Linked DNA regions of Homo sapiens: region 2 is linked to region 1. Evidence: chromatin loops called from intact Hi-C (ENCODE). Cell type or tissue: GM12878. All regions are shown on one strand. Each heading gives the region's core, and the rest is flanking DNA. Links, peaks and the distances in the headings are about the cores only. Region 1 overlaps EBF1 (EBF transcription factor 1). Region 2 overlaps EBF1 (EBF transcription factor 1).

Evidence for each region. Hi-C counts contacts between places; a loop is a spot of excess contacts. Peaks named below come from ENCODE experiments on the same cell type or tissue, not always from the same donor. Only the 100,000 strongest peaks of a DNase experiment are listed, where the experiment ranks them.
Region 2: a loop joins it to region 1, with 2.3 times the contacts of the local background. A loop is called at or near these places in 2 of 110 quality-filtered maps.

What each region holds. Positions count from the first base shown.
Region 1 is chr5:158,811,057-158,827,428 of GRCh38, forward strand. It overlaps EBF1 (EBF transcription factor 1), which reads right to left. Exons shown (of 16, transcript NM_024007.5): 8 at 12,120-12,261. Among named protein-coding and RNA genes, the nearest start is that of EBF1, 280 kb to the right of the region's middle. In GM12878, for the core only: no CTCF peak of the experiment used is centred there; DNase peaks (open chromatin) are centred at 9,055, 9,415, 10,055, 10,411 and 1 weaker place; H3K4me3 peaks cover 2,076 bases; H3K27ac peaks cover 3,251 bases.
Region 2 is chr5:158,890,884-158,907,255 of GRCh38, forward strand. All of the region lies in intron 6 of EBF1 (EBF transcription factor 1), which reads right to left. Among named protein-coding and RNA genes, the nearest start is that of EBF1, 200 kb to the right of the region's middle. In GM12878, for the core only: no CTCF peak of the experiment used is centred there; a DNase peak (open chromatin) is centred at 7,472; H3K4me3 peaks cover 899 bases; H3K27ac peaks cover 2,235 bases.

The DNA of each region.
Region 1 (16,372 bases), core at 4,451-12,450:
TTCATCTGATAACAATGATGACCACCTAATTTCTATAAAGTATCATTTCTGTCCACTGAGTATTTCAAGTTGCAGGGCTGGCACAGGGAGTTTGAGATGGGGTGCCTGATAGTGTGACGTGATACCAGGACTTTTTATCTTAACCCAGAAAAGCACCTTCCCATATATCACTGCACATGCCAACTAACTTACCCTTGGGATTTAGCATAGATCTGGCTTTTCAATTTGCCTTTGAGTAATGTCGTCAATTTGTTTCAATTGAAGCAAGTATTATATTACATGCTCAAATAGCAGGAGAATTTCTCTCCACGTCTGAAGTCCAATGTGGAGGGGAGGTTAGCACTGACTAAACAATAAGAAAAAACAGTGGTGAGGACCCCTGTGTCAACTACTTGGAGATTCAAAAGCTGCAGATAAAAACCTAACTTTGGCCACGACCAAATCCTTAAAGGATGGCCTCAGTTTCCCAAATGTGTTTAGTAAAACTAATAATACTAGTGCCCTCCCATGGCTGTTAAGAGCATTAAAAGAGATCATACAAAGTGCTCAGCACTGAACTTGATGCAGAGAAAGTACTTAACAACCGCTATCGTAACAGTAAGGCCATGATCACCCAAAACACTGCTCTAAATGCTACCATTTTATGGACACTGAGTTCTGTTAGCTCATGATTAAGAAACTGCAATGGAACCACATCTCAAAGTCAAAGAGTAAACAACCTATGGAAATTTTCCAAGTTTAGTTTCTCAAAAATGGATCTCAGACCTAACCTACCTTCCCTATTTGCCCTCCCTACAGCTTCTAATGTTTTATCCCCACGTGGAATTTTGAATATGTGTTCCCCTCTCCTGTTCATTCTCATTGAAAATTTTAAAAGTTTCCCTGATTCTTCAGACTTGGCTGAGTCCCCCAGTTCTAAGCTCTCTTAGGAGTCTGTATTTGTACCTTATAGCACTTAACCATCATTGCAGTTTAAATCATTCCGTGTGCCATTATTTGTCTAATATCGGCACATAAATACTTACACTCATGTGACAGTCTACGTCATAATGCTAACAACTGTCCCTGCCTTATCACCTCTGTAGCCCTATTGTCTGATATAATTGGCAGTCAGTCAATAAACATGTGTTAGTGTTAAATAGATGAATGATTGAATGAATAAGCAAATGAACTAAAGAGGAATCACTGGTGTTATTAAGATGTTAAGGAACTAAACAGAGTAGCTGAAAAGTTAAGAATTCTTCCAAAAGTTATTAACAATTGCCACTACACCCACAATGGGCTTCTTAGGTTGACAACTGGTGGCTACGTGGAGTCCCATTTCCTGGGTCGACCTAGCCCCCATTTCAGCAGCAGGCACTCTATTCTCTTGGGGGTTAAAATTAGCACCAGTAAGCTCCCCCTTTAGTGGGCTCTAATCATGCAAGGACCCAGGTGGATCTTGCTGACAGATGTTAAGGTTAGAAGGAAGGGTAGCAGCCAGATGAGAAAACAGAGCCACCCCCTTCCGGAGGTACCAGGACTTCCTGCCTTTAGACCCGGTGGTTCCTGCCTGCCTGCCCCTCCCCCATGCATCAGTTTCAACACAGTTGCTGCTCTTTCTGTCATCTGAACTCAAATTCTATCTCAGAAATTGATGGGCGATCCTGCCCTTGACAACACAATGTCAGCCTTGCTCAGTGTCCAGCTGGTTCCGTATGTATTATCATAATGCGCTGCCTGGGTGGACCCTGGCTGATTTTCTCTCCTGATGCAAGTCCTCTTTCCAAACTAATTTCTGCTCTCTGACATGCAGACCCTACTTGTTTAAAAATAAAAAAACAGCAGCTTGGGAGTTTTATTTTTTAAAATCCTGTTAGGATATTTAAGTCTATTCTAACAGTAAACTGAGCCTAAAGGACTTTCTTTTAAAAATGATTTGACTCAAAAAAAGAATGTTTCCCAGGGTCCTACACTGTTTCCTGGTGACTTGAAAGAATTATTACTTCCCCCAACCCTTACAGCCCTCTCTAACAGCATTTCCCAAACTTCAGTCCTGATTTTCCTCTATCCCTGTACCACTTACACTATTATTTACTTAATAGTATTTAGCTGCTATGTTTGTTTAGATCAACTTTTTCTTTAACTTTAGTCTTGCCCTAAGCAATAATAGCTGTGAGATCATGATTTTGAAGTTGGAGTTATTGTTTTGTTTACGCATTAACATAAACACACAACCATTAAAAATGTTTAAATGTTTATCCTCCATTTTCTAAAATTATCTCACCTACTGCATGGGAAATAGTGGTCTGAAAGCTCACTGCAAACTATCAAGCCGCTTGTACACAACACCTTCCCAGCTGAAGAAATCCAGGGAGAAGAATGCAGGGTGAGAGCTACCTAAGGCACAATGGCTATGTATGCCACATTTCTATGGCTTTTCCAGGCCTCCTAGAACCAACTGTTAACCTCCTGCAGAGATGGCCAAGGTGGAGGGAAATTGGATCCTTTCACCTGGGCATTTTGGTAGCCACTTTTCCAAGGCTGCAGGTGTGTAGCCCCTCAAGACATAAAAGAACCTCTCACAGAATTAGCTGGGTTCAAAAAACAAATCATCAGAGCTTGAAGGGCTCTTCCAAGACCCACCTTAATTGATGAGGAAACAGAGGCCCAGAGAAATCAAAGTACATACTCAAAGTCATGTAGTAAGGTAGTGGCAGAGCTTGGTTTTAATTTATTTCTGCACATATAACTGAAAATGGTCAAACAAAAATATTTCAAAATCAACCCCTGGCCACTGCTTCTAAATATCTCATCTTAAGAAGGGTTTATGAACAGCACATCAAAGCTTCCACTTGCCCATAAACATCATTTGAAGCCTCTGAAATTCTCAAGTGAGGGGAGCTCCTGTGACAGATAAGTATAGAGACAGCTTGGTTTGAAACAATCAATTAGGCAAATCAATGCAATTGGAATTATGATGCTTTTGTAACCAAATATAAGACAAAAAAAATTAGGCTTAAAAAAGTTCTGACCAGGCTGGCTCATACCTGTAATGCCAGCACTTTGGGAGACCAAGGGGATGTAATTGCTTAAGCCCGGGCATTGAAGACCAGCCTGAGCAACATAGGAACCCTGTCTCTACAAAATCAAAATAATTAGCCTGATGTGATGGAGTGCACCTGTAGTCCCAGCTACTTGGGAAGCTGAGGTGAGAGGATAGCTTGAGTGCAGGAGTTTGAGGCTAAAGTGAGCTATGATTGCACCACTGCACTTCATAGCCTGGGCAACAGAGCAAGGCCCTGTCTCATTAAAAAAAAAGTTTTTACATAAAGTCCTGTCATTTCTGGCCAAAATATAAGTAGAAAGCAACAATCTTTCCTCCCCAAATCTCCCCTACAACACACAACACACCACACTTTGTGCTTATTAAAATTAGTAAGGTGTGACTCACTCATTTATTAGCTCAACCAACCAAATACTGGAAATTTCCCACAGTTTACAGGTTTGTCAAGAAATTCATATAAGAAACTAGCCTCCCTATATCCAAATCGGTTTCCCATGTTATTTCTAGCATGAGGTTTACAAACTCTTCAGTATCCTAACGGTTGTTTAACTCATCATCTCATCATTTTCTCATGGACTCCTTCCTCCACACCTTGTACACGTGCCAGAGAGCCCATATGGTCAACAAATGATTTCTAGGGAGATGAGTTAGGACATTCTTGCAAATAAATAAAATATTACCAGCATCCTTATTATCTTGCCAGCCCCACAGAAAATATACTAGTCATCGAATAAAATCAGCATTTTTTAAAATTCAACTAGCAGAATGTGTCCCAGCCATGGGAAAAATTTCCTTCAGGTTTCTGAAGGAAAATCAACTATAAAGTAAATATACATGATGTGCCCCATTTTTTAAAAAGATATGCTCTGGGCTAACTTTTGAAAAGTCTGTTGAAGATACCAGCACAATTGCCTTGCTTGTGTTAAGAAAAAAATAAGAACAATAGGATAGGAGATGGAAGGAATTTCTCATACTGTAATGTAACAGAGCAGTAGATTAGAGTGCAGACTTCAGCATCAAGCTTCCTGGATTTGAACCCTGGGTCTACTACTTAATTGCTGTGTGACTTTAGGCTAGTTATTGACCCTCTCTTTAGCCTTGGTTTTCTCCTCTTTACAACAGGGTACTTATAGCACTCTGTGCCTGTCATAGTAGGGCTCAGGGAATGTTTATTGTTATTATTCTTAGCACTGTTATTAGGCAGACCTAAGGTCAAATTCCAGGTCCAATTCTAATTAGTTCTGCAGCTTTGAGTAAGTTATTGATTCTTTCTAAACCTCAGTTTTCTCATCTGTAAAATGGTGATAATAATTATTATATATCATGAGATTTGTTGGAAGACTTGATGAGATGATAAGTAAAATAGTTAGCATGGTGCTGGCATATATAGTAAATGATCCATAAATGCTAATAGTTTAAAAAAACAACAATAGTGGTAGTAAATAATAATAGAGTAATAAATATTATTACCTGGCCTGGTTACTGTCAAGTATGGCAAAAAAGTCTGAGCACTATTTCTCATTTGTTATCAGTGCTATTGGTGGTGCCATGGTCAAATGAGCAGAACATAGATCACCTGCTCATGAACCCTTCAGTCTGTCTGATGCTGAGATCCTGCTGGCTACCATATCCCCAGTGTTAGGATTTCCGGTGTTACCTGCTTTATGAATTACTCAGGGAATACACTGGAAATCAGTCTTCACTCACATCGTTGTGCATTATCTTGACCACTTACCACATCCTTTCTATTTCAAGGAAAGACAAAAGGCATCTTCTCAACTGCACAAAGTAAAAGCCCTGATTTGATACCTGAAAATCTGGGGTCTCAGTGCTCTATTTTATGACACAGCTGGATATTCTTAGCCCTAATGTTTTGCTCTTACACCTGTCTTCTTTTCTCAAATAGGGAAATCAATTGGTAAATTGTAACATGCCACCCTCAGTCACAAAAGATGACACCAATATTTTTCTACTTAGCCTGGGCCCTTCACCAAGATGATCTTGCCTTAGTGGGCTTGGCTGGGATTCTGCATCAAAACTAGCCACAGAAGGGCTGTTGGCTATGTGGGAAGCTATGCATCATCCATCATCTGCCCTTGAATGTACATTTCTGTCAGGAAGCTGGATTTATTTTACAGACATTCTTCTCAGCATCCTGGGAATCCCAGAAAGACTGGAGGCAAGGCTAGGCCAATATGAAATGGATAGGCATTGGGGTGGACCCCAAATCCTCTGGCATGTTTATCCAGTGACCAGGAAACTATGCAAACCCTGAAATGCACATGGACAAGTACAAAGAGTGCTGAATGGATTTTGAGAGAAACAAGCTATGTTTAAGCTTGAGCAGATTATATCCCCTCTCTGGGTCTCTGTAAAATGAGGAAGAGTGAAAGAAATGACCTTCCATCCTTCACTGACTTCACTCAGTGTGAGCTGTGGCTCAGGCATTGCCCCTGGTGGGAGGGGAGAGAGAAATTTGGGAGGGTATATTTTTCTCTGTTGTTTTAGTTTATTTTCACTCACTAAGTTTTGGTGGGGTAATATACATTTTAATGGGTCAAATAATGCAGCAGTCCTCTACTCTAAAGACCATGAAAAGGTGAGGGTCTCCACAAATTTAAAAAGATGCCAAAAGGTACACTCTTTCTAAGCCACTTACGAAAAACTAAATCAATAATACGAAGCCATCTGAAAAAAAAAGAGGAGAAAGGACTCTTAAAATGTTTGACTTTCTATGAAGAACACATGCCCTATTGATACAATAAGGAGTAATTAGGGGGACAGCTCCAAAGCACAGCCAACTCCCTGGTGAGTTTCCAAAGTCCAGCAGCGAAGAGCAAAGTTATAAGTAGGTCTGAGCAAACTTGCCCTGGGCTTTCACCGGATCTGAGGAGCCCATGTAATTGAAACTGAGTTCATCAAAGCCCTGCTTGACCTCCTCCCCACTTCGCAATTGCCACCAAGACCATGGCCTGACCAGCCCACTTTGGCCTGCATGATGTAGCCCTCACAGCCACCCTAGTCTCATCTCCTGCCACTCCTCCCTTGCCTGGGCGCAACAGGAGCCCTCTCAGTCTCCTTTTGTTCCTGGAATTCACCTAAGCAAAACAACCCTTGCACACAGTTTCCTATACCTGGCAATTTTTTTTTTTGTCCCCTTTGCCTAGTGCTATGGTTTGAATAGATGAATGGTTCAATGTCCCTACTAAAATTCATGTTGAAATGTAATTGCAGTTTCAACAGTATTACGAGGTAGGACCTTTAAGAAGTGATTAGGTCATGGGGGCTCTACCTTCCTGAACAAACTAATTCCATTATTGTGGGAGTGGGTTAGTTATAAAAGTGAGCTCTCTTCACCCACACTTGCTTGCCTTTTCACCTTTCCACAATAGGATGATGCAGCCTGGAAGCCCTCACCAGTGCTGGCATCATGCCCTTGGACTTCCCAGCCTCCAGAACCGTAAGACATAAACTCCTTTTCCTCAAAAATTACCCAGTCTGTTAAAGCAACAGAAAACAGACTAAGACACCTAGTAAAAACCTACTCATCTCTTCGGTTTTGGCATAAATGAGATTTCCTGAAACAAGGCTTCCCTGACACTTCATTACTCTCCTCTGCTTTTGTGGTCCCCCTTTGATGCACCACTCTAATTTTGCTTAGTACCTCTCCTCTCTATTCACATCATATATTCTGTGAAGACAAGGACTGAGTCTGCATTATCCTACTGCACCTAGCTTAATGTCTGGCATGTAGTGCCTGCTTAGTATGAATGAGCGATTTCAAGTCCACCTTATTGACACCTTATCCCTTGGCTGGAGATCCAGAGGAAGGGTTCTATTAGAAAATGCCAGTGGATTTCTCTGTTCCCAGGAAGCTCTATTTCTCCAAAGTCACCTCCTGCAGAAAGTCATGTGCCAATAGCTTTAGTTCAGAGCACCATAAAATAGTACATGCTAAAAGGAAGCCTAGAGAGGACCCCACCTGGCTCTCACTGGACATACAAAACTGAGGCCCACAGAAGCAAAGTGACCTTCCCAGGGCCACTTCAGCCAGAGAGCCTGATCCTCCTTCTATCCTCTTGTTAGGACCATATTATACAGAAGGGAAAAGAGACAGGCTCAATTTGAGGTAGTCTCTCCAAGCTCAAACCATCTTTCTCCACATTTCCGTAAAAACATGAAAACAAACAAACAAAAAAACCAAACAAATGAAAAACACATTTAAATGCAGCTGGTCACAGGAAGTCAATGGTGCTGGACACCCAGGGGCAACTGACAGAAGCAAAAACTGCCTCTGTCTGGATCAAAAGGATTATAGAAGGTCATATGCTAAAGATCAAGAACACCACCATATTGTCAGGGACAGTTGTAATGTGACACTGCAACCAAAAGGTCAGAATTCACTGGTGGTGGTGAACACCTGACTCTATTTCTCCAAAGCTATAATTACAGCCAGGAGATGGGCCCAGTGAGTCTATCATCAGTATTTATTCTTCAAAATACTTTGAGTGTGACCAAACTCCACTATTGTTTTTATTTATCTTGAAATCTTGGCACATTTATGTTTTATGTTGCAGTCTTTATTATAACTTTGAAGGGAAATTTAATTGATTTGTATCTGATGCCCACAAAAGCTAAATTTCAATCATTTTCCATTTTTAAAAACTGAGTATGTTTTAAAGAATCTATCTTCAATCTAAAAAAATAAGTAGGACCCCAGGTCAGAGCTCATGAACACTAACATGTTTATATTCTAAAAACTCTTGACTAATAGTTCCATTGTTTTTTTTTCCAAATAAATATGAAGGATGCACATATTCAAAACAATAACAAAAAAAAAAAAAACTAGATCTAAAGAATACCCTACTGGGGACTTAATCCCACTCCTGGAAATGGCTCCTACTGGTGGGTGAGCTCTAGAACGTGCTCACATTTCTCTAGTCACCATGGAGGAGGCAAGTCCTCCAAAAGCCCAAAAAGGGGAGAAGGGAAAGAAAAAGAAGAGAGGAAAGGAGAAAAACACATGCACACCAAAATAAAAAAATACATATATCCCCTTTAAAAAAATGAGCATTTAAACTGCTTGTCAGATGGTTTCCTGACAAAGCCACTAGAGTGTATTCACAGGCATTTGCATAAATGCTGCCTGTGAGTTCACCATAGCTGCAAGCGCTAATGGTACATAAAGTAATTTAGTCACTTCTCCCGGCATTCTATGTCAGAATGATGAGCACGGGCACTTTGCCTTGTTGCATATTAGATCATTAGATAATAAAGTGTTAGCGCATGCAAGCTGACAGGGGCTCTGCACCACAGTGTTGTGAGGGCACCGCATTTTGCCACAGGGGGAAGAAACAGAGAAACTGATGCCACAGTTGGCCTTGAATTCAAGTAAACACAACCTGGAACTCAGGGGAACAACAATGCCAATAGCAACACTCCTCAGGCCCCTCAATGACTCCCCAGAACACAGTCTTCATGAACTTGCCCAAATGACTGGAAGACAAGGCAAGTACACAGGGTAGCGCTGAACATAGCCTTGTGGCAGCCACTCAGCTCCTTTCATCCCGAGCTCATGCTTTTTCAAAAATTGGAACTGAGAGAGCAGTTACATTTTGAGGCTGCCTGTCTCCACGACTGTACATCTTCCATAAAGCTATTGCTTAAAGAAGAAACCTCACTAGGCTAAATGGTCCCATAAATATCCAGCCAAAGAAAATCTTGGTATTTATGAATGAAGAGAAAGTACGGGGGAAGACCATTTTCCACGATCTATAGCATGCCAGGATTCACTATCTTTGGACCATGCAAGAGTCTATGAAATAAATTTGCCTTTGTCAACTCTCATACTTGAATTACAGGGTCATTTATCAGAGCACAGGGGTTTGCGAGTCCATGGGTCACATAAGAAAGCCCATGCATGAATGTAAAGCACGATCTCTGTCTCTACTTATACACAGAAAGGTGAGCCACAAAAGGAAACTTCCTCCAACAGTCTGACAAGCAGGATATAAATAGAGATTTGCAGAATAGCCCAAAATAATTCAGGCTACCTGTAAATTAGATGGTAAAAAGTCCAGAATGGGGGAGAACGTAGGTTCCCACAGGTCACAAGAGGAGAACATGCTTTGCCGTCTCACCATGCGGTAGCTGTTTGAAGGCGGTGGGGGGTGGGAGCGGAGACACAGAGGGATGAGGGTGTATGATTCTCAAAGTCTTTTAAACAGAGCATTTTGAAATAGGACTTTTCAACAGCAAAATAAAGTATTACCCTCACATCAACATGAATTAGCATCTAGGTCCACTCCCACACATTACCAATGAAAGAGTTCAATAGTCATCCTTTGCTGAGTAGATATTTATGTGTCAGCCTGAAGTGTCTAAATGAGTGGGTGGTTTTGTGTGGTTGGTTGACTCACTCTGCAGAGAAGCAGATTTCTATGCTATTGTCATTACTAAGAATTTGAACATGTCTACCCTTTCTTTCCACTGGAGAGAAGTGAAATAAGGCTTCGGTGAAGGCAAAGCCCCTTGCTGAAGGAAATAGGACATACCTATGTCCCCAAGGATGGCCAACCACTTACACAGTGAAATGTCACCATTTTTTGAAAAATATAGTAATATGGCCATCTGTGGACTCATAAACTGAAGCAGGTGAATAAAATGCTGACTTTAAAACTTAGAATAATATGACACCCCAACTGAAATATTAACACTCTTAGAAGAGGGAATATCTGAGCTGGGAGGAAGCTTAGAGCTGTGTTGATCCAGAGGTCTCAAACTGTTGACCTGTGGCTGCATTCTTCCTAAGTGGCTTTTTTCCCCCTCTCCTCCCTTCAGTGTCCAAAAATTTTGTAATTAGTTACCAACAATTAAAAATTCACTGTTGCCAAACTGGAACATCTGGCCCCACTTGGGCTCTCATTCCCCTTAGCAACAACTGGCTGGGGCCGAGGGGCACCAGAGCGTGTACTTGCCTGTCTTCTCAGCCTCCACCCAGCCCACTTCCCTATCTACATTACCTGCCCCCACCCAAAGCACAGATTTTTTTTTAAACTCTCCTACAGATCATCACCTTCATTTTAACAAGGAGGAAATCAAGGATCCCAAAAGCTAAAGCGATTTGTCCAAGGTCAAATAGAGGCCAGAGTGAAACTAAATTGAATTTGGGGTTCCTGGTACCTATTTCAAGACCTAGTCCTTTATCATGCTGCAAAATAACGTTACTGATCCTCATTGCCTAGAGGGATCCTTTAGAGAAGGCTATATTCTATGTTTGCTTTTGGTTTTTGTTGGAGGGATAATTTGCCTGGTGTCAGGAGCTTTCTCACTGGCTTCCCAAGAGCAGAAATAGGAGCTGGGTGTGGCCTGAGCATATTTTGAAAGTGTGAACCCAGATTTCAAACTGACAGTCAAGTCTGTCACCAGACTGGGCAGTACCTATTGCAACTAACCACCCACAGTCAAAAACATAACTTCAATCCTTAAGCAGCACTCTCCAAATCATGCCCACTGAGTATTTCCCTAATTTTTTCTTCCTCCTTTCACCTAAACACCTCTAGTCACACAATGCCTTAAGTGACTCCAAGGGTATTATAAAGACAACATTACTGTAAAGTGAGGATCAGAATAATTTTAAGTACAGAAATGGAACTAGGAATGTAATCATGAGCAGGTGTTTGAAATGGCCTCCTGCAAAATGTAATATCCATCCATCTCAGCACTAATGAAACCATAAAGAAGCAGCTTTTGAAAGATGATGGTTTACTTTAAAAAGACTGTAAAACTGGATGTGGTGAAGAATCCCTTCTAAGAGCATTACATCTGGCTAATTAATAAAAAGTACAGTTCGTGTGTTCCATAAGCACAGGGGAAAAAGCCAGGCAAAAATGATGAGAGTGGCGTGTTTATTAAATTGGGATGCTGGCAGAGAAGGGAGTTTTCTACCTTGTAAATTATGGGCAACTCCTGGCCCATGGAAAAAAGCAGGCAATCAGGTGATCATTTGTGTGGTAGTGTTCTGAAAAGAATCTTGCTGACCCTAGCAAACTGGAAAGGGAAGTGAGGGAAATGGGTTGAGAGTTTGAGGCAATTGAAGAAAGTCTAATATGGTGACTGGTATCCAGCAGAGCCTCAGTCACTCATTCTTGGATGGACGGATGGACGGATGGATGGATGGATGGATGGATGGATGGATGGATGGATGGATGGATAGATGGATAGATGGATAGATAGATGAACGGATGGATGGATGAGTGGAGAGGAGGAAGAGTGGATATATTACACACACACATGCAGCACTGAAAAATTCAGGCGTGCCCCTAACCCAACCCATGGTTCTTCTGAGTGGCATTCACTTTCCTTGATTCAAATTTTTATCTGGTTTCCTTCAGTCCTCTCAAAGGCACCACTGATTAGCCATAATTCTCAAGACAAATGGGATTTCTCCCTACCAAAGTCTACTTACAGACAGCAAGTTCTATCACATGGTGAAGAGGTAAGAGTTAGGTACAGGGCACAGGAGGGACATTTGGTCTGGGCTTCATATTCAGAAAGCACCTCCAACCTCGACATTGAACCTGATCTCCAAATGAAGTTCAACAGGTGGTCACAGAGATACACCAGGAGGGTGGTAAAGAGGATGGGTTCATTATAAAACCTCAATGGTCAATTATAAACATGTCAAATATATCACAATTTTAGTGATACCAAATTGTGTGGCCTTTCCTTATTTTTCCCTTGGATTGGCCTTTCCTTATTTTGTAATCCAGTGGGAGCTTAGAATAAAGCAATGGTCCAGGCCTCCTTCTTTCTCTCAACCTGAAAGGAGGCAATATCAGCCATTTCCAGAGTAGAGAGTGGTCCCACAAGAAAGGTGGGCCTCAGAGATATTTTCCTGTCTTTAAATATTTGCCACCATATGTTGAAGAGAAAAAACCCTAGAGGACCAATCTTATTCAAAAAGACTTTTGAAATTTGAAACAGAATAGAACATGTGGTGGAGTGGAAGAAAGAAACCAAATATATTCACAGTTAAAGTAGCAATGCCAACCAATGAAAATGATTCGCCTACCATGTTCCAGATAAGAGGGCGTACCTTCCGAGGGGTCAAGCCTCCGAGCCCTCCGCCCATGCTTGGAATTATTATGGACAAACATGTTATCAGAGACTGCCAGGACATGGCCATCCACATTGACTGTCGTAGACACCACGACCTGGAGACATAAGAAAGAAATGAATGAACATTTTAATATAAAAGCGTGGTGGGTAATAAACTCAAGTTAAATAAATAACAGCTGGGAGCTGAAGAAAATTGCATAGCTATTTCACATAATAACTGGTGCTTATGCTGTACAAGTCTAACAAGAGGAGCTATTGATGAGTGGGTCTTTGGCATGGAACGCTTTTGATGCAGTTTTAAGTAAAATTGCACAGTTTATAGTTATACAGCAGAAGGTACACTGTTAACCATAATTTTAACAAGAGGATCTTTATTAGCATATTTTTTTACACAAGGGTGGTTGTGTTTCACCTAAATTACCCTTCAGTTTAGACACTGAAGCATATATCACAGTTGATCATGCAAATAAAAATCTTTTGAATCTTTAAAATATTTCTCCCCACTGTGTCAGGGTTAAGAGGATAGAGAAATGAAAAAGATTTCAGTAAGAGCAGGGATGCATTTTTCTCTCCTGGATGTCTTTTTGAGATTTCTTGTACGTTTTTCTTTCCACATTAGTTTGGTTCATCAGACCAAAGTCCCCCTCACTACTATTACCATCACCCCACCCCAAAAAATTCCTGCTAATTAAGGGTCTTAGATCTGTTTCAAATTAAAAAAAAAACTGGTGGGAATGGCCCAAGACATAATTTAGACACTGAAACCATCTCATAAAGTGACTGTGAACCCAGTTTGCCAGAAGAGACACAGGCAAAGATGTTGTCTCAGAGAACTTTGACTAAAACAATGAGAAGAAATGACCTACGCTTCTCCTTATATTAAATGGGGAAAGGGATTAAAACTGAAACCCACAGAGATATGTTTATTCATGCGACCTCTTACAACCAAATATAATAATTGTCTGTAATTGCAGCTTCAGCTCCCACCTCATGCTTTGACATGGGAAACAGCAATCAGCCCGCTCCCGTTTAATCCACCTATTATGTTGACTAATTAACTTTGCTCGACAGTTTATTTCTTCCTCCATTATCAGCCCCTGTCAGCCGCAAGCACCCTGCAGCATAGGGGAAACCTCAGGCTCTTTGATTGATCACCGATAGATTGACATGCAGATTAATTTAATTAGAATCACCTCACTTGAGAAATGAAAGACAATGGCAAGAGGGCTAATAGATCTGCTCTCATAATGAGGCGAGCCTCCAGAGCGAAGGCTGAGGATTTCTGATTTATTTTGCTCAATTCCCCAGTTGCTTGGAAAGACTCTCGCTTTAATTGTTCTTGGTTTTGAGAGGCATTAGCCTCTGAAGAGGTGAACCGCTTTACAAGGGTTGGCACAGATGGAGGCCTCAGTTTCTGAGGAAGCCTTTTCTCCAAGTTGGCTGAAGGGGGCATCGACTTCTGAAGAGTCTTGTGTAACACTCTTTCATCAGCTAAGCTGGGCAGAGGGGAAAACGCCAGGCCCTGGCCTATGCCTGTGAATTGTCAGCTTGGACGCCAGTCCCCACAGTCTTCCCATACTTAAAAGTTCCACTGTCCTCCTCGTTGACCTAAGTGCATCCTGGCAAAATACGATGAATTTCCTTTCCCAGAGCCTCAAAGATGCCCACGAATTGCAGGCTATGAACACATCACCCATACTAGTAGCATAAGGTTGATTTTGTTTTCTAAATCTACTTAATTAAAATGCATAGGAAACAGTTGAGAGTTCAATCAGGGAATCAGAGTATTCTCCTTAGCCACTGTGAAACCCCAAATTCCATCTAGAACAAATCATTTGGGGGATGACATGTAAGTTTGATGCAGAAGTTTGCAGAGTGGTTCTTCTCTTTATTCATGATTGACCAACCAGATCTGACACAGCCTTATGTGTAAACACAGCTTGTATGTTTACAGGTTAATTTAAAAGAAAGAAGAAGAGAAGAAAACGGTCTACTATTTTGCCTTCAAAAACTATCATATGCAGTGGCAAAGTCAATATTATTTAAGGCAACAGAAATTCACTTTTCTTTTTAGAGAGACGACTTCTTAGGACTTACAATTACATAACAGAGCTGGGTCTTTCAAAGAAATTTTGATTTACTATGAGACCACAATTGAGCGGTCACTGGAGTCGTTAGCTGAAGAAACTATAAAAGGAATCCCAAACCATATCTGTTTTCAGTGTCAGGAAATACAGAAAGTGGTTATTCTAGATGTCTGTCTTAGGAGGAAAAAAAAAAAACAATGACAATTCACCATGCACCTGTAAGACACAAGCTCTACAAACTTAAGGCTTAAAATATTCAGTATGTTTCAAAGACACTGTCATCTAATCCTACATTGAACAAAAATGTCAAAAACGGTTAAGGAAAAAAAAACTACACCCCATATGTTTTTCTTTTCTTGGCAAGAGAAGAACCACCAGGGCCACATGTGTGATAGAATCATTTGGCTGAAATGCCAATCAAAATTGGAAAAAAGATAATACAGAGAATCTTTATACTTTTAATTTCTAGAAAATAAGCAGCTAATACGTTCCTCAAAAACTCACAGCACAACTTCCCTACCACAAAACAATTTCTCCCATTTCAATTTGGAAATATTCAGGATATATTTAAATAAAACATATGCTAAAATTAATCCACAGAGCGACTTGTAAATTAAAAAAAAAAAAACACTGTGAGATGCAAAAGGGGTACTGAAGTGTCCTTTAAAAATAGGCCCATGGTAGGAGGGAAAAGGGCCTTTACAGTTTACCACATAATTAATAAGGTGCTGACACATTCACACAGGCAAGGGGACAGACAAGCCTGCCAAATCTTCAACCTTCCTAAATTTTGTCAATAAAACACAGCCTAAATTTGAGACAGATAAACATTAAAAATGATTTTACCTTTGGACACAACAACACTTTCCTTCTTTCTCCCCTTTTCCACTCCCCTGCCCAGAGAAACAGATGATGAGAATACGAAGGAAAAGATATGTTTAGAATTTCACGATATCTGTTATAATTACACCTTTACTTTCTAGAACTGCACTGTCCAATACAGAAGCCAAATGCCTGGCTATTTAAATTTAAACTAAACGACATTTTAGATTCCCTTTCTGAGCCTCAATAGCCACACTGAGCGTTTCATAGCCATAGGCGACTATTGCCTACTGCATTGGACACGGTGAACAGGGAATTTTTTTATCATTGCAGAATGTTCTATAGGATGGCACTGCTCTAGAATGGTTTTGAAATAAATTGTGCACTTGATTCTTGAAGATGTCCAAGTTATATCTCCTGAAATAAATATCAGCCTATGTAAACAGGTTTAGATTTATACATATATGCTTTAATCACTATATTTTTGGAATGAAATTTCTATTAGGGGGCTTTGCTTCTTAATGTGGCAATCTAGAGATATGCTGATTAACACTCAGCATGTTCCAGGGTACTTTTCATCTGGGCCTTCCTTTCTAGTTGAGAGTATTCGTTATAAGAGAACGAGAAGGGCAAAAAAGAAGTTTCTAGCTACCCATGGACTTTGGATATTTTACACTGATGTTTTCAATTTCTTGGCTCATATCAGTGGTTCAGAATCTCCTCTGTTATATCCTTTTCTGGATAGATATCCCTAAAAGGTATTATTCCAATCCCCCTCTATTTAGAATTTGAAAGAACTAGACACAAAATTTCATCCTTGGCTCTCAAGCTTTCCTGGTTGATGTGACTTTGGCCAGGTTAACTTCTCTGAGTCCCAGTGTCCCTGACTCTCAATGGGAATAACCACCATACTTAACTCATAAGGTAACTGTGAGGCTTAAATTAATTAAAGTGGCCAGCATGGTTCCTGGTTCACATGGAGCACTCAATAAACATTAGTAGCAGTAATAGAGTAGTAGTTGTCAATTTGTGGGTGATGTTAAACAAGAAGTTCAAAAGAATGTGTCGGGTTGATAACCTGAAGTATCTTAATGACCGTAAAGAAGACCCAGCATACACTGTAATTTTAAATAAAAGGATACAGAAAGTGTTTCTTCTATGTCCACTGCTCAACACAAACGTACAATTTTAAAGACCTTTGTGCTAGTAACACATTATTACACATTTAGGCCTTGCATGAATTGCGGTTTTCATTGGTTTATATAATGTCGCTTTCTAGACCCTATCTGTATCTTAG
Region 2 (16,372 bases), core at 3,543-11,542, 79 kb after region 1:
TTACTGCATCCTGGGCTAGTGTCTACCTTATTATGGAAACTATTTGTTTTCTTCCCCTTGCCTGAAACATCAAAGATAAATAAAACAACTTGACTGTTGAGCATAAGACAGATTTTCTGTCCACTCAGGAAGTTAATCCACAAGTGAAACTGGTATGTTACTCTGTCTTCCACAAAAGAATCACAGGTTATCCTGAAGTGAGGAGGTATTGAAGTTCACGATTTCCCACGGTACATAATTTAGTTTTGTGTGTGTTTGTTTGTTTTAGTTTGAGCACAACAATGCTTTCTGATTTGAGAGGTTGGCATTTTTAAAACCCTATGTCTCTCTCTTGCCACTGCCTTCTTTTGGCTTCAAGACATCATTTCTGTATGTAGCCAACTTCTGCAGTTAGAAAACTAAGTGCAGTGGTCTCTGAGCAACGAAAATTGATTTCAGTGGGAACTGTGTCCCTGTAACTGTAGGAAGAAGCTCATCCTTCTCTTATGGTAACAAAATCCTCTTCCCTTTTTATTGATATATATGTGTATTTTTCCCCTAATGCCCACTTCCCTGCAAGCAAAAAATAAATCTCTCCAGCATCTCTCCCCTGTTATTTCCTTTGGATTCGAAGTAGACCCAGTGCTAAAGTCTGGCCATTTCCAGAGCCATCACTTTCCCAGGTCTCAACTTTGGGCTAATCTTTATTTCTCTGGTAATTTTCCTTCTTAGAGCCAGCTAGTGTATATGCATATATATGTGTGTGTGTGTATGTCTATGTGTATATATGTGTGTAAATTGTAAATTACATAGGTATGTTTACGCATACGTATGTGTGTGCTGTAGACACACACAATATTTAGCCATTTCTTGGCTCAGTTAAGTCTCCTTGGCAAGGTTTTGAATGTTCAACTCTCTCTTACTCTATAGTTTTCCAGTTCCTATGAACTAGAAATTTCTTTTGGTATTTCAGTTTTTATTCTTCTGGTCTCACTGACAAACAAATGATGCAAAGCTCAATATTGTCTTTATTTTTAAAAAATATTTATTTATTTATTTATTTTTGCCAATGAGTTACCATTCACCTAAGAGCTCCCCTTGTTCTATATGCACAGTCAACATAGCCTTTATGGATTTCATCCACAATTGCTGTGATTGTGTAACATACCAGGGAATACTATCTTCCAAAGATATTTCCCTTCATTTTATTCCTATATGCACACACACACACATACACATACACACACATATTTATAGTCCTTCCTAAGTTTAATATTCTATTCAACAATATTTTACTCTTCCACCGTTATATACAGGTTAAGCATCCCTAATCCAAAAATCTGAGGCCAGGCACAGTGGCTTATGCCTGTAATCCCATCACTTTAGGAGGCTGAGGCAGGCGGATCACTTGAGATCAGGAGTTTGAGACCAGCCTAACCAACATGGTGAAACTCCATCTCTACTAAAAATACAAAAACTAGCCGGTTGTGGTGGTGCACACCTGTAACCCCAGCTACTCGGGAAGCTGAGGGAGGAGAATTGCTTGAACCCGGGAGGCGGAGGCTTCAGGGAGCCAAGATTGTGCTACTGCATTCCATCCTGGATGACGAAACAAAAAAAACCAAAGATCTCAAATCCAAAATGCTCCAAAATATGAGCTTAAGTGCCAACATGACACAAGTGGAAAATTCCACTCCTGGCCTCATGCGATGGGGTCGCAGTCAAAACTTCGTTTCATGCACAAAATTATCTAATATATTGTATAAAATTGCCTTTAGGCTATAAGTTTAAGACATATATACATAAAATATATTTTGAACTTAGACATGGGTACAATCCCCATGATATCTTTGATGCATAAACAAGCTCTTAAAATTCTCCATCCTGAGCAGACCTCATGATATGACTTTTCCTGGTAAGACATTTTACAAAAAAAGAAAGAAGTGGTGCACTCAATTTCTATTCTTATTTTTTATTATTTTTAATTTCAAGCCATAATGATTTTGCTCACTCAGCACCTACTCGAAGCGCCCCTTTTACTTTGATTTTTTTTCTAACCCTTACTTTATACATAAGGTTATTCCTTTGGCTTCATTTCTGCTAGCCTGACACGTTTCTTCTTTGCTGATCTTTTCTAAACAGTTTATGTCCCACAATATTTATCCTTCTCCCTCACACACCATTCATTTCCATTACTCACTCTCTGATTTGGCTATACCCATCATTTCTGAAATAGAGAATGCCTGAACTTCTTTGAAAATCCACATGTCAAAATGTAATAAAAATGTTTTCATTGTTACATTGTTTTAAGAGAAATGAATGGCTTGCTCAACCATCAGTTCCAAATTTATATTCAATTTTGGGAATATATATTATTAAGCCTTTTTTCTCTTCCCCTGGTTATAAAATACTCAACTTGACTCTGTAGTCTTGCATGGCTGGGATTAGGAGTTAAGGCATTCCTTATAAATCAGTGTAATCTTCACAACAGGACATTGCTGTATCGAGAATTCCTCTCTGTATTGTGCATTTTCAATTATGTTACATGTTTCTACTTAGTAAGCCAGCTTAATTCTACGCTATGTCACAATATTAGAACATGTCCAGGTTAGAAAAAGGGGCAATCTTACTTCTCTTGTAAGTTGTTTAGCCTTTGGCACTTATAAATCCCCCCAAAACACAGGGGAAATCCCTTTTCCTTGCTTTTAATATGTCTTTAGATTTATTACATGAAGAATCTGCTCACTTAATCCTTTGCTGAGGCCAAGGCTCGTCAGTCTTCTAATAAAGGTTCCACGAAGAGAAAGGAAGAAAACAAAATCACAAAATAGGTGTTCAAGGGATGCTTCAAACTTAAAACACATTTCCAAGTATATTCTCCACAAGACAGACAAGAAGAGGCAGGAGACTTTAAGTTACTCTGCATAAATCCAGCCCCATTTATCTTCAGCTTTCTTTCTAGACAGTCCAGTCAGGGCAAGCAAGCAGGGAAGAGGCTGAAGGGCTCTTCGGGGACCAAATTACAGTTTCAAAATGGTTCTTGTGTTCCAGGTGTAGGACAATGTTATCTGAGAAATCTTACAAAGATTTGGTGTTCTTTAAAGAGCTCTGTTAAAACATTTAAAATGATCAAAGATTACATCATTAAAAAAGGAGGGAAGTGAGGTTGAGAAGCTTTATTTAAAATATGTTTTAAGCAGTTCTGGCCCAAATACTAAAACTCCTGCAAATGAATGAAGGAAAAAAAGGTCACTAAAATAAAAAATTAACATATCCTTTAAAATGTCACTTCCAAGTTCCCAGCAAACATGGCAGAGTCCACAGAGTATTGATTGCATCATGAAATAATCATTAAATTTCTCTATGCATTTCTGATACCAAAATTTAATAATGGGACAATATTATTCTTTGAATCAAATCTATTTTGGATCTTTTTTCAAGCTTGAGTTAGGGAAGAGGCCATTGAATTTTTTTTCTTTGGTTCTTAAAAATCCTCTCTATGCACAAACATGAGAAAATAAAAAATAGAAGGCAGATAAATAAAAAGTAAAATCTTTTAATGCCTAAATATGTCTTTATCCTTTTCAGGTTTATTTTTCTCCCCCTTTTTTACTCATACTCCTGAAACTACCCTGGGTTAAGTTCCATCAAGTGGCAGATTAGTTTCCATGATGCTAAAAAGGTCCCAATTACTTGCGGCATGTAGAGTGACCCATCCTTCAAAACTCAAACCAGATATCACCTCCTCGTTGTTTTACAGGCAAGATTAGTTGCTCTTTCAACATCACAGAGAAGAGCAGGAAGTGTGGCAGAAGAAATATAGGAACTTGGCCATTTACTGTGTCACCTGGACAGGTAATCCAACGTCCCTGTGTTTCCATTTCCTTATCTGTAAAATGGGACTCATGCTTGCCCTGCTGATTTCAATGGGCTTTTACAACAATCAGATGGGCCAGTGCACAGAAAAGCTTTATAAAGTATCAATTCGCCCACATCTCTAAGCCAACAGTCCCTTATCTGGTTTCCTTTAAGAAGCCAGGTATGTTTCAGAATGCAGAACCCTTTAGATTTTAGAAAGTTAATGTTACATATACTATATATACTGTATATTATGTAACAACCCATCAGTGAAATATATAAATATGAACATTAAATAGGACAAAGATTATAATGAATGCCAAAATCAATTTCAGTCTATAAGAATCTTGTCCAAATTTATTTACCATTGTCCAAATTTATTTACCAGCTGAGGAGAACAGATGATCATTTTCCCTTGTAGGACTATGAACATCAATAATAAGTCAGATGCCAGGTAGGAAATGTTGGACACCAGCACTATTCATTGAGCATTCATTATGCACAGAGTACTCAGTACAGCACTTTGAAAAAGAATAAAAACGCAGTAAAAAAATAACATTTAGCCAGGTTCAACAGCAGATGGATTGCTTGAGCCTAGGAATTTGAAGCCAGCCTGGCAACATAGCGAGGCCCTGTCTCAAAATAAAATTGTAACGATAATATTTGTTTGGCTATTCTATAATAAAAATCGTGATGAAAATAAAGTTAATACTAATATCAGTGGACATTTACAGAGTACTTACTATACGTCCTAAGCATTCTACATGTATTATCTCATTTAATGGTCACAATAATCGATGCCAAATATTATGCATAATCTACAGACAAGAGGCTGGGCCAGAAAGAAGGAAAGTCATCTGCCCTGCCCAGGTCAGTGACTAAAGACAATGCTATCATTCTACTGGGACACCATCAATAAACCAAATACTTCCTGAGAGGAGAATGGTAAGCAATTCAGATCAGGAGGAGTGACCTGGCCAAAGGAGATTCTGAAGCCTGGTAGCCTGAACTACCTAACCAGTGATCCCTTGAGGCAGAAGTGGAAACTGCTCCCAGCCTGTAAACATATCTGAAGCTTGTTTTCCAACCAGCTGCTGAAATGCAACTCAACTTCCAAGTTCTAAAAATAAAACTCCTGAGATCAGCCAAATCATACTTTTGGAACTATTGACATATACAAACATTTCTTCTCCTGAAATGCATTCTTGATTCAGCACAAAGAGAGAGGCAAAGAAGAGGAGTGGTTAAAAGATGGAAAGGAAAGGAATTCCCAATTACTGTATACAACAGATAACAAGGAAGAGAAAAATTAAAGGCAAAGTCAGGTTGAACAAGGAAAGGTTCTTTAGCTACAAAGTCAATAAAAGAAAGAAATAATAATATGGATTGTTAACCCTTCACAGAAGGCAAGTTTCAAATCACTTTCAATCAAAATAAAATATTCCTTAATCACTTGAGGATAAAGAGCTTTCAAGGAATACGGTACCATTCGATGTGGAGAACGGATCACAGAATTTCCATTTAATTATCCACTGTTGAATAAGATTTGCTATATTGATGGGAAGTTGAGTTTTTTTTCCTCAACTATTACCTATTAAATTGTAATCTCCAGAGGGCACAAGCTTTGCCCATTTCTTTTCTTGTATCTCCTTTATACACGTTTCTGAAAGATTAAACACTCAATAAATGGTTCATTCAATAATAGTAATCGCTACCATTTCTGAAGACCTGTAATGTACTACATGCTGACTGTTTTTCATAATTCTCTAATTTAATCTTGTTTTAGGGGAATATTATTACCCACAACTTCCTGATGAAAAAAATCAAAGCTTAAGTAACTTGCTCAAGACCACACAGCTAAGTGGCAAAGGCTGGGACTCAAATTGTATGATTTCAAAGTTCTTGTTTCTCTGATGTTGTACATATGTGTTGTGCATATTTACACACATAGGATAAAGTCACGTGGGTGGTTGCTTTATTCTCCAGGATCTCACCATCTTCTTTCATTACTCCATTAAAATTGTCTCTGTAGGCCAAATGACTCCAATAGCTCTTTAAAACCTCTTGTAAAATAAATACCCAAAGAATTTCCACTTTTGATATTTCATTTCTCTCCTTGGAAGATCAGAAAAAAAAACTGGTTGCCCCTACCCCTGCCCACCCACCTATCCTATCCCAGTGGCACAAACAGAGTTTCAGAGATGTGCCCAGTTCTTATAGCTAAATAGTAATGGAGGTAGAATTTGGGTCCCTTGATTTCAGCCCAAGACACACCGAACACAGAGGCATTTTGACAGCCAGTTCATATTTGTTAAGGGTCTATTAGACCCTTAGTATTACTGCAGGGCAACTGAAATCATTCTTGCTCTCATTCTATTATAAAGACATATATGAACGTGTATGTTCATGCAGCACTATTCACAATAACAAAGACATGGAATCAACCCAAATGCCCATCAGTGATAGACTGGATAAAGAAAATGTGGTACATACACACCATGGAATACTATGCAGCTATAAAAAGAAAGAGATCATGTCCTTTGCGGGACATGGATGGAGCTGGAGGCCATTATCCTTAGCAAACTAACACAAAACAGAAAACCAAATACTGCATGTTCTCACTTACAAGTGGAAGCTAAATGATGAGAACACATGGACACATAGAGGGAAACAACACACACTAGGGCCTTCTAGAGGGTGGAGGGTTGGAGGAGGGAGAGGATGAGGAAAAATAACTAATGGGTACTAGGCTTAATACCTGGATGATGAAATAATCTGTACAACAAACCCCCATGACACACGTTTACCTATATAACAAACCTGCACATCCTGCACATGTGGCCCTGAACTTAAACGTTAAAAAAAAAAATCATTCTTGCTCTCATCTAGTTGAAAGGGACAGTTAACATGCATATGTGACTAAGAAATGAACTGTGCAAGTTGATGATACTAATTAACCACAAGCAACAGAATTTCATAGAAGCCACCATCCAATGGCAAAAAGAGCCACAAGACTTAGCTTCAAGTTCAAGTTGTGCCACTGCCCCCACAGCTGTTTTGGTGAAGTCACTTTTTCTTCCTTTTATAAGATGATTAGTTTGGAAATGGAGAATTATGTCTTGTCTCCAACAGTGAAGAGTGGTGTGAGCTTTGACAGTGGAAAATGGGGATATTAATACTACCTCCACTGGACTGCTGTGAGGAGGAAATGAGACAATGCACAAAGGGTACTGGGCGAGGCATCTAGAGGGCTCAACAAATGCTGGCCATCACTATTTGCCATTGAAAGATCATTGCTGATTCTAAAACTGTGTAAAAGGGAATCTTTTGTTGGAGTTTTGTTCCCCAGAAGACCCTAATCTCTTGCTATTTAAGAACCATGACTTTTAAGTTTACCCTTTGTCTTTAAAACATTTTTTTTAAATATCAAAAGCAGCACTGTTATTATAGTATATATACTTAGCTACTGAAGACCAGAGACATCTATCTTGGGTCTGAATAGCCCCTGGTCTTTTTTGATATCTCCAGGTGCTCTCCTTTTACCAATATTTGCATTGGCAACTGTTCCACATCATTACTAATCATTTGACATCAGACTTAAGAATTTCTGACGCTGACAGAAAAGTTCTTCTCCCTCACTATCCTTTCTCAGAAATTACTCATTGTAGTCAAATGTGCCCAAGTCCCTGAAGCATATGTAATAAACCACCAACCAGAATCGGAAGTTCTATCCACCTTCAAACATTTGCTCTAACCTTAGAATGGGATCTTTCTTTTTATTTTTGCAATGCAACTTTTATTTTTCCAAACTACCCAGTACCAGAGGTTTTTCTAACTGGGACATTTGTTAGCCTGAGAAATATAGAAAACAATTGTTGGGTATAAATTCACATCACATTTTCATTTCCTTCACTTCTGCTATTTTCAAAACCTCAGACTTTCCACTGGTAGTACTGCACTCAGTGTGGCTGTCATCCACGCACTAAGCGGGGGATTATCTTTTTTGTCTCTCAGGAACCTCGCTTTTTTATTGCAGATGCAACTCTAATAGGCAGAAGTTGCCACACAATCCAACAGTGAAGATTTAGGAAGGATCCACGTTACAGGGCAGTGAAAGACTGCCTGAGGTGGTGGTCCTACCAGCCCTGCAAAAAGAAATGTGGGAACGAAGCTTAAAACAGCCCTCCCTCCCTACAGTGACAACACAACCTGCTTACAAAGAGCAGCGATAACAAGGTTTCAGCCCAAGATGCCCCAGTCATTCCTCTAATGAATGCAGAGGAACTATCAGCAGCCCAAGACTGTAGACACACAGTATACTGTTCCCCATATTGTTGAATACAAGATGCGTAAGTTATTCAATAATGTATCTGAATAATTACGTGAAAATGAAAATTACATATTAAACTATTCCAACAGGTGCCATTTTAAAATAAAACAGTTTCTGCCTTGCATATGCCTAGAAAATATTGCAATTACTTGTGAGTTAAAGCACGTACACTAGTACAAAAATATACCACCACTGGCACTGAAAACAGGCCATGGCTAAAACCATCCTAGATGTCTAATGATTTAGCATAAAACATATGTGATAGTGTAAGAGATAATCCTACTATGTTTACATCTTGCTTGTGTAAGTCTGTCAGTGGGCAATCACGAAGCAGAAAGGCATTCCCGAATGGTGGGAATCACAGGAAGCAGTAATCTCATCTGGAATTTAATAGTCTTTTTGTGTGTGTGGTTTTGATCATTTTCCTTTTATGAGTGCCGTGTGCACAGACTCTTGATTGTTTCTGCAATGGAAAAAGAAGAGGATGTCCCTCTGAATCCCAATGATCTGCTTTGGCCAAAATCAGACACCAAAGCTGTTAACGGGAAGAACACTTGCAATATAGGAAATCCTATAATGTAACGACCAATGCAATTGGTTAGAAACTCTTAATACACTCCCAAGTTGACAGAAGATGGCAGCTCCCACTGACAACTACACAGCCAAGCCTCTTCATCCATTCTATTTAGACCGAAGGAAAATGAAGAGATATTGAATGGAATATTCTAAAAGTTCTGGGTGGTCAGAGCCATGTGTTTTAGGATGGCCATTTCCATGAGAAAGGTGCGGTTTTGTGGGCAAACTTTTTAACCCTCTTCTCTTCCTACCACCCCCTACATCACACAATTAAGAACCGTGGGTGGGAGAAGATGGATTGCTCATCGCCCTCCCACTCTGTGGCCCTCTTTTGGATGGCATCATCGAACCCAGATGACAAGCTGGGAGGCAAGAGGCTTCCAGCAGCAGCATCTGGCCCTCTGGCAGATGGTCAGGCCCTCGGGTTCCCGGCTTGGGCTCCCTCCAGATGTGTCTCATGCTTGTCCTGTGTGTGAGCTTCCTCCTACCGCTGCAGGAAATTTTTCACGTGAAGACATTTTGAACCAGAAGAATTGGCACGTTCTTATCTAAGAAGATGTTCTTGTGTTTTTCCCTCTGGGGTTATATTTTACAAAGATGCCTGGATCCAAGAGGCATATGTGAATGTATCTTCAAGGCCATCTCCCTGGAGACCTGGGCGGTGGGAGAGGGGAGTGGAGGGTGCAAAACAAATTATACTGTGTCTCCACTCCTCTATCACTTTTTACTACTTTTTCCTTCCTAATGAAATCAAATTTTGATTAACACTAAAGGTAGCTCAGAAGAGGGAAAAATGATAAAAGAACTGTCATCGGAGATGGAGGAGGGCTCTTTCTCTCTAGGCAGTTCTGATTTGGTAACGACATGGGCATGAGGCCCGGAAATTGATAGCATTTGTACAACTCTGTTTTTTTCAACAAGGCAGCTACCACCTGTTTCCCACTGACCCCTAACTACTTCCTTGACTTGCTCCCTAGTCACTGCCTCAGCAGGGAGGATCCCCTGAAGCAGAGAACTAAGACAGCTATTCCCAAATTTTGATGCTAATAACAATGATCATAAAAATATCAACTGCAACAGCAACTGCCATTTATTGGGCACCAGGCGTTACACTAGGTACTTTACAAGCCTCAGTTAATGTAATCCTTACCGCATTCCAAATAAGTCTACCCATTCTACAGAAGAGGAAAGTAAAGTGGAAATAAGTAAGGTCCCGCAGATAGTATTAATAATTAGACTTGAAACGTGGTCTCTCTTATCCCAAAGCCTAAGAGATCTCTTCATTAGTCAATTGGAGAACAGCAAATCCTAGAATCTTTACTCTACAAAAAACCTTAGAGATTATCCAAAGCAACCTTACATATTACTCAAGAATGTCCCTCAGATTCTGTTTATGCTCTTCTTTTGATAATGAACTCACTGCCCTCAAGGCAGTCAGTCTACTCCTGGACTATTGAGCCAGAAGTATCTTCATTAGCCAGAGTTAAAATCATCTTCCTTGTTAACTTCTACCACATGGATGTTATTCTTGCTCTTTGGAATAACATAGAACAATTCTTTCTCTCTCTCATACATCTTATCAGACATTTGAACCTACTTTCTCCATTGGGTTGACAGTAGGATAAATACCATTAGTTCTCTGTAATTGTCCTCATGTTCACCAAGCACCGCTAAAGCTTGCTGTCTGAAAAATTGCCTTAATTATTTATTTAATTTTCCTATTATTTGTCTGCCTTCTCTGGGCTTGAAGTCCATGACAGCAGGGATAGTGTTTGTCTTGTTCTTGGCTACATCCTCAGCTGCCACTCAATGGGTAGTCAACAATAAATGAATGAATATATCTGTGCCTTCTGGTTCATTCATTCCCTCATTCAATCATTTTTTTCATTCTTCATTCAACATCCAACACTATGTGAGCACTATTTTGCAACAGCAAAAGTATTTGGCGATAAGTTCAGTTAGTCAACAAGCATTTTCCATAATAATAATTATAGCTAACATTTATTAAGAGCTTACCAAGAAATATTTGGGGTATATGCTAGGCATATGTTAGTTATATGAAGTAGGTATTCTTTTAACCCCCTTTTTAGAGATATGAAAAGGGAGGTATAGAGAATGCAGTAACTTCCCCCGGTTTACACAGAGAGTGAGTAGTGAAGAGAAGACTCAAAACCAAGTTTTCGGCCTGGTGTGGTGGCTCACGCCTGTAATACCAGCACTTTGGGAAGCCAAGGCAGGTGGATCACTTGAGGCCAGGGGTTCGAGACCAGCCTGACCAACATGGTACAACCCTGTCTCTACTAAAAATACAAAAATTAGCTGGGTTTGGTGGCATGCACCTGTAGTCTCAGCTACTCAGGAGGCTGAGGCAGGAGAATCACTTGAACCAGGGGGGCGGAGGTTGCAGTGAGCCAAGATTGCAACACTGCACTCCAGCCTGGGCACGACAGAGCAAGACTCCATCTCAAAAAACAAAAAAACAAAACAGAAGTTTTCTGATGCTCCTAACTTGACAGTATACTGCTTCCCATCTACTGAGAGTAAGAAGTGCTTGTTTATGTATTTTTTTACTGCTGTCGAGAAGGAGAGGAAATTCTTAGGAAGCTAATAACAATGTCTCCCATGAGGCTGTAGAGACACAACCACACAATGCAATCAAAACTCCACCCTCAAAATAATTACCTATCAATTACTGAGCAAGAGTATTGATGAAACTCCATGCCCAAGTCACAAGCTGACTTGATTCATGGCATGATCAAAGTACGATTAGGCCCAAAAGCCTGCTTCTTTTTCTTTTTTTTTTTTTTCTTCTAGAAATAGGATCTTGCTCTGTGTCCCAGGCTGCAATGCAGTTGCAGTGGTGCAATCATAGCTCACTGCAGCCTTGAACTCAGGGATCAAGCAATCTTCCTGCCTCAGCCTCCCAAGTATCTAGGACTACAGGCATGCACCACCACACCTGAATAATTTTATTATTATTATTATTATTATTATCATTATTATTATTATTATTAGAGACAAGGTCTCTCTATGTTGCCCAAGCTGGTCCAAACTCCTGGTCTCAAGGGATCCTCCCATATCAGCCTCTCAAAGTGCTGAGATTACAGGTGTGAGCCACAGAGCCCAGCCCAAAAGGCTTCTCGTATGGGGACAACAGATTTCAGCATGGTGGCCAAGGACACAAAGCTGTGGATAGAAAAGAGCAGGCAAGGGTTCTAACTGGGGGTGTCCAATCCAAGCCCAGAGACAGGAAAGGTTCTTTGACAGGTGCGGTTAGAGACTTTGCTGGGTAGAGCCAAAGGACGGCTCTGGGGAAAGTGGAGAAGGGAAAGCTGGAAAGTTAAGAACAACATCTAGCAGGCACAAAAGATTTTCCTTAAAGTAGATCTTGTAAACTAAAATAACTAAGACCTTCAGTTCACGAAACTTTGGAGGACAAATTAGCACTGCCATTAGGTTGAGACTCCAGTATAAAGGGGGAAAAATTCTGCAAGGCTTTGGCTGTCAATGAGGGGAGAGCTCTTCAGCGAAGAAGCCTGTCGCATTGGATTGTGATTATAATCCACAAAGCTCCCCTTCCCCGGGTCAGCTCATTCATTTATAAATAAGAAGATTACTCACTGCCTACATGCATAAACAGCTTTCTGCATCATTCTTGGGGTATTTTCCATAAATGTTTTCTGCATGCCCCTTTTTTTCTTTTTCTCTTCAAATGCTCACCGTGTCTGGGTCAGGAACGTGCCCTTATCAGCCAACTTCAATTAATAGTTCCAAATCAGGTCAGCAATGGCCCCTCTCTTCTCTCTGGCTTCTCCTAAGGGAAGTCCCTTGATTAGGGGTTACAGAAGGCACCAGCAGTGGGGTGCCCTCATGCTCTGTCCTCCTGTCAAGAGCCTGGCAGACAATGGGCAGGTCTTAGGCTGTTAACTTCTGTTTGGAAGGTAGATTTCTTTATCTGCTATGTTCTTTTTCACTTAAAAAAAAAACGCAGTCTGCTAATCCAGCCATTGGTGGTGGCTGATTAATTTTCAAAGTGAATTCAGTTTTAGCCACTTCTACAAATAGACACTTTATTGAGTTGAAGAGTCAAGAAGGGATTGCTATTTAATTGTATTTGATCCAAAGACAATCAGTGGCTTTACTATCTCACCTCTCTGTATTCTCTAATTATGAGCAATATTCCTTCTCCTTGTGTTGACAGAGCACTTTACAATTTTCCACACTCTTCTGCTTATATTCCTGAGGTAATCCTTCCCCACCCCGTGAGGTAAAGTGGGCAGGTACTATCATGTCCACTTGATACAAGGAGAAGTAGAGGCTCAGAGTAAAAGACCCGGTAATCTAGGGGGTGGAGGGTACAAAACACTTGATCCAGCAAGAAGTAGAGGCTCAGGGTAAAAGACAAGAAGGAGTGGGGAGCTGCAAAACCAAACCCAAGGCCCTGACTCCAATTCACATTACTTCCTGTGGTGCCACACCACCAAAGCAAGGGGAAGGAATGCTTGAGTGGTGCCTCAGAGCTCACAGAGCCAATCTGAGTTCAAATTCTGCCTGTGCCTTCTGGAGCCTCAATTTCCACATCTATAAAACAGAGAAGAAATAGTACCTACTCACAGTGCCTGCTTGAGAGGGGGACCTGAAGATCCAATGAGTTGATGCACCTGGAGCTTAGGACAGATCCCAGCAGACAGCAAGTTCCCAGCCACGTGTGCTGCCACCTTTGCCTCTGCCTCAGGACTAAATGCCATTCATTACAGCCTACTTGTTTTCTTGTGTTGCAAGCCCAAAACTTCAAAGCACAATTCACAAACTCTAAGCCCATGACCTTTGTTTTATTTGGGATACAGAGCCTTTCTGGTTTTATTGTCAGCATTTACTAATTGGGAGCATTCACTGAAACATCAAGATATCCCACATTTTGTGAAAATAAAACATCCAGCAATACTAGGTCCACATTCCTGCATAGCAGCTATTAGTTGGGAACCGAAATTAGAAAGGAACTGAATTTGACTTTTTTCGAAAGGTAATATCCATTTATGGGCCCATTTCTAAAGGCCCACTGAGTCTACCTTTACCCCTCTCTCCCTACAGAACCGCCTTCCTCTTATGGTAAAGCTGGGACCTGGTATATTGGTGACTTCCCCTTTATACAAGGCACATGCTCGCCGGTCTGCCCCAGTCCCCACCACTCCCTAATACATTTCTCAAATCTCACCTCCTCGGTTCATTTATATTACTGCCTGCTCAGGTGGCATTTCAATTTGTTATTCTCCAGCATTAAGACAACAATGTGCCCTACTACAAGAAGTGTGTTGTAACATCTTCTAGAGCCAGCTGAATGACTTTAAAGAAGGCACTTGCTGGCACTGTGAATTCTCATATTATTCACATCTCACAGCATTCTGTTTATCATCCCAGCTTCTCACAGGCAAATCTGCACCCAGGGAAGAAATACATTCAGCACATTTTGCTAGCAGAAAACTTTAACTGGAATAAGCTCAAGCGAAATGAGGATTATAGAGTTAGGCTAAGAGTGATAGCTTTAACTTTCTGCAAAAACCTCCCCCATTTGCACCTATTCACATAAACATTGCTGCCGTGTAACTCCCAACCATCCTCAAAATGTATTTTGTTACTTGGTAATCAAATTTGCTTATGCCATAAAATGCCCTAGCTCCTATGTGAATGTATTTTTTTTAAGCCGGAATTGAGGAATATTGACCATTATTGGGAAATTAAAGGGCCTTGCACTCTCTTGATCATGAGATGAGTTTATTAAAGAGGCAGTTTGTTCTCAAGTCTGGACAGTGGCATTTTGGCATTGCGATAGCACTGGATGAGGATTAAGTCATTTCTCAGCTTTCCTTGGCAGAGTCTTTTATTATTTACAGTATTTACTTCAGGGAAATCTTGGCGTGTGTCATATTTATCTTACTGAAAAATGGGCCCATAAATGCATATTACCTTTCGAACAAAGCCAAATGTTTTGGTACTAATTTGGTTCATGAAGTATGTAATTCAGTTCCTTTGCACAGGAGCAACATTTGTCTTCTGCTTTTATTAAACTACCATAAACCATTTTTTCTTGCTCATTATTGAAATATGCATCACCGAAGCTGGGGCAAAGGAGATTTAATGACTAAAGTTCTAAAGGCAACCCAGTGACACCACTCTGTTCTGCTGCTTGCCACCAGAAAAATTAAGAAAATAGGGGACCTGTAAGGAAAGCCTTGCCCTGGCCCCACTTAGTGGGTAGCAGGAGGGATACAAGGGAATGGAGGAGGGAGCAAAATAAAGCAGTCATTTGTATGAGATTATTTCCATGAAACACATGCCTTCGTTAACAGGAGTTATTTATAAATAGCTGCTCATTTATTTTTCATTTCAATCACGTATGCTTTTAGTCTCTTTGAGGTCAGCAGCAGAGAAATGTTGCCACCAATATACCTAGGTCCCAGCTTTACCATGAGGGGAAGGTGGTTCGATAGGGAAAGAGGGATAAAGGTAGACTCAATATATCACACACCTCCCCTCAAAGCTTCTCTCTTTGCCAGTATGAGTGTTGTCTTGTGTTCATTCTCTACAAGAATGTTGTAAGTGACAGTTTCACTATCCCACCTATAACAGATCACTTGCTTGGAAGTAGGCTGCCTGTCTTTCCTTACCCTGGCAATGCAGAAAAAAAAAAAAAAAAAAGCAAAGAGACTCCAGGTAAAATGAATGAGACATTTCGGAACCAATCATACATACAAAAAAAGCATCCTTTTTCCAGGCAAACCATTCTATACAAAAACAACTCAAAATTCAGTTTAATGAGATGTAACAACAAAAAGGTGCTGTCACTTACCTGAACATGCTCAGTGTTTATTATGTGTGGAGAAGGAACAGGCAGGTGCAGGGGAGGAGGAGGAATAGCTTACACACGTCTCATACTCACCACGAAGCAGAGGCTGTGCTCTGTACTTGGTCTTACTGAATTTTGACACCACCTCTGTGAGGCAGGTACTATTATTATTCCCATTTTACACATGATGATAATGGAAAAAGATGACAGAGATATTGAGTAACTTGCCCAACCTCACAGAGCCAGGAAGGAGTAGAGTCTGGGTTTATACCACAGAACAATTTGCTCTTTGGTTCTATTGCATTTAGCTCTTGATTGAATTCTATCTTGAAATGTTTACTAGCGCACTGTGAAAAATTCAAAGAAATGGAGGAGACACAGTCCCTGCTCTCACATCCTTTATTGTTGACCAGGGAGATAAGATGTACATATATGATGCTGACTAATTTCAAATAGAAGTTGAGTTCACTTTTGTCCCACATAACTCTGTAACCTCCTTACGAAGAGGGGTTCATTTACTCAGAAAATATTGATGAGCACCTATGTGCCCAGATAGTCTAGGACTGGGGGACATCCTGGGGTTGGAACTCAGTTCTAAAACCAGGAAAGTCCCCAGGCAAATCAGGGAAGTTGGTCAGACTAAAAGTAATTATGGCTAGATACTGGGAGTATGATAGTTTCTGAAACAGACATCATCTCTGCCTTCACGCAGCAGTCACTCTAATGGGGACCCAGACAGAAAAACAGTGGAGCGAAGGTGACAAGGAGGGAAGTATTGTGCACAG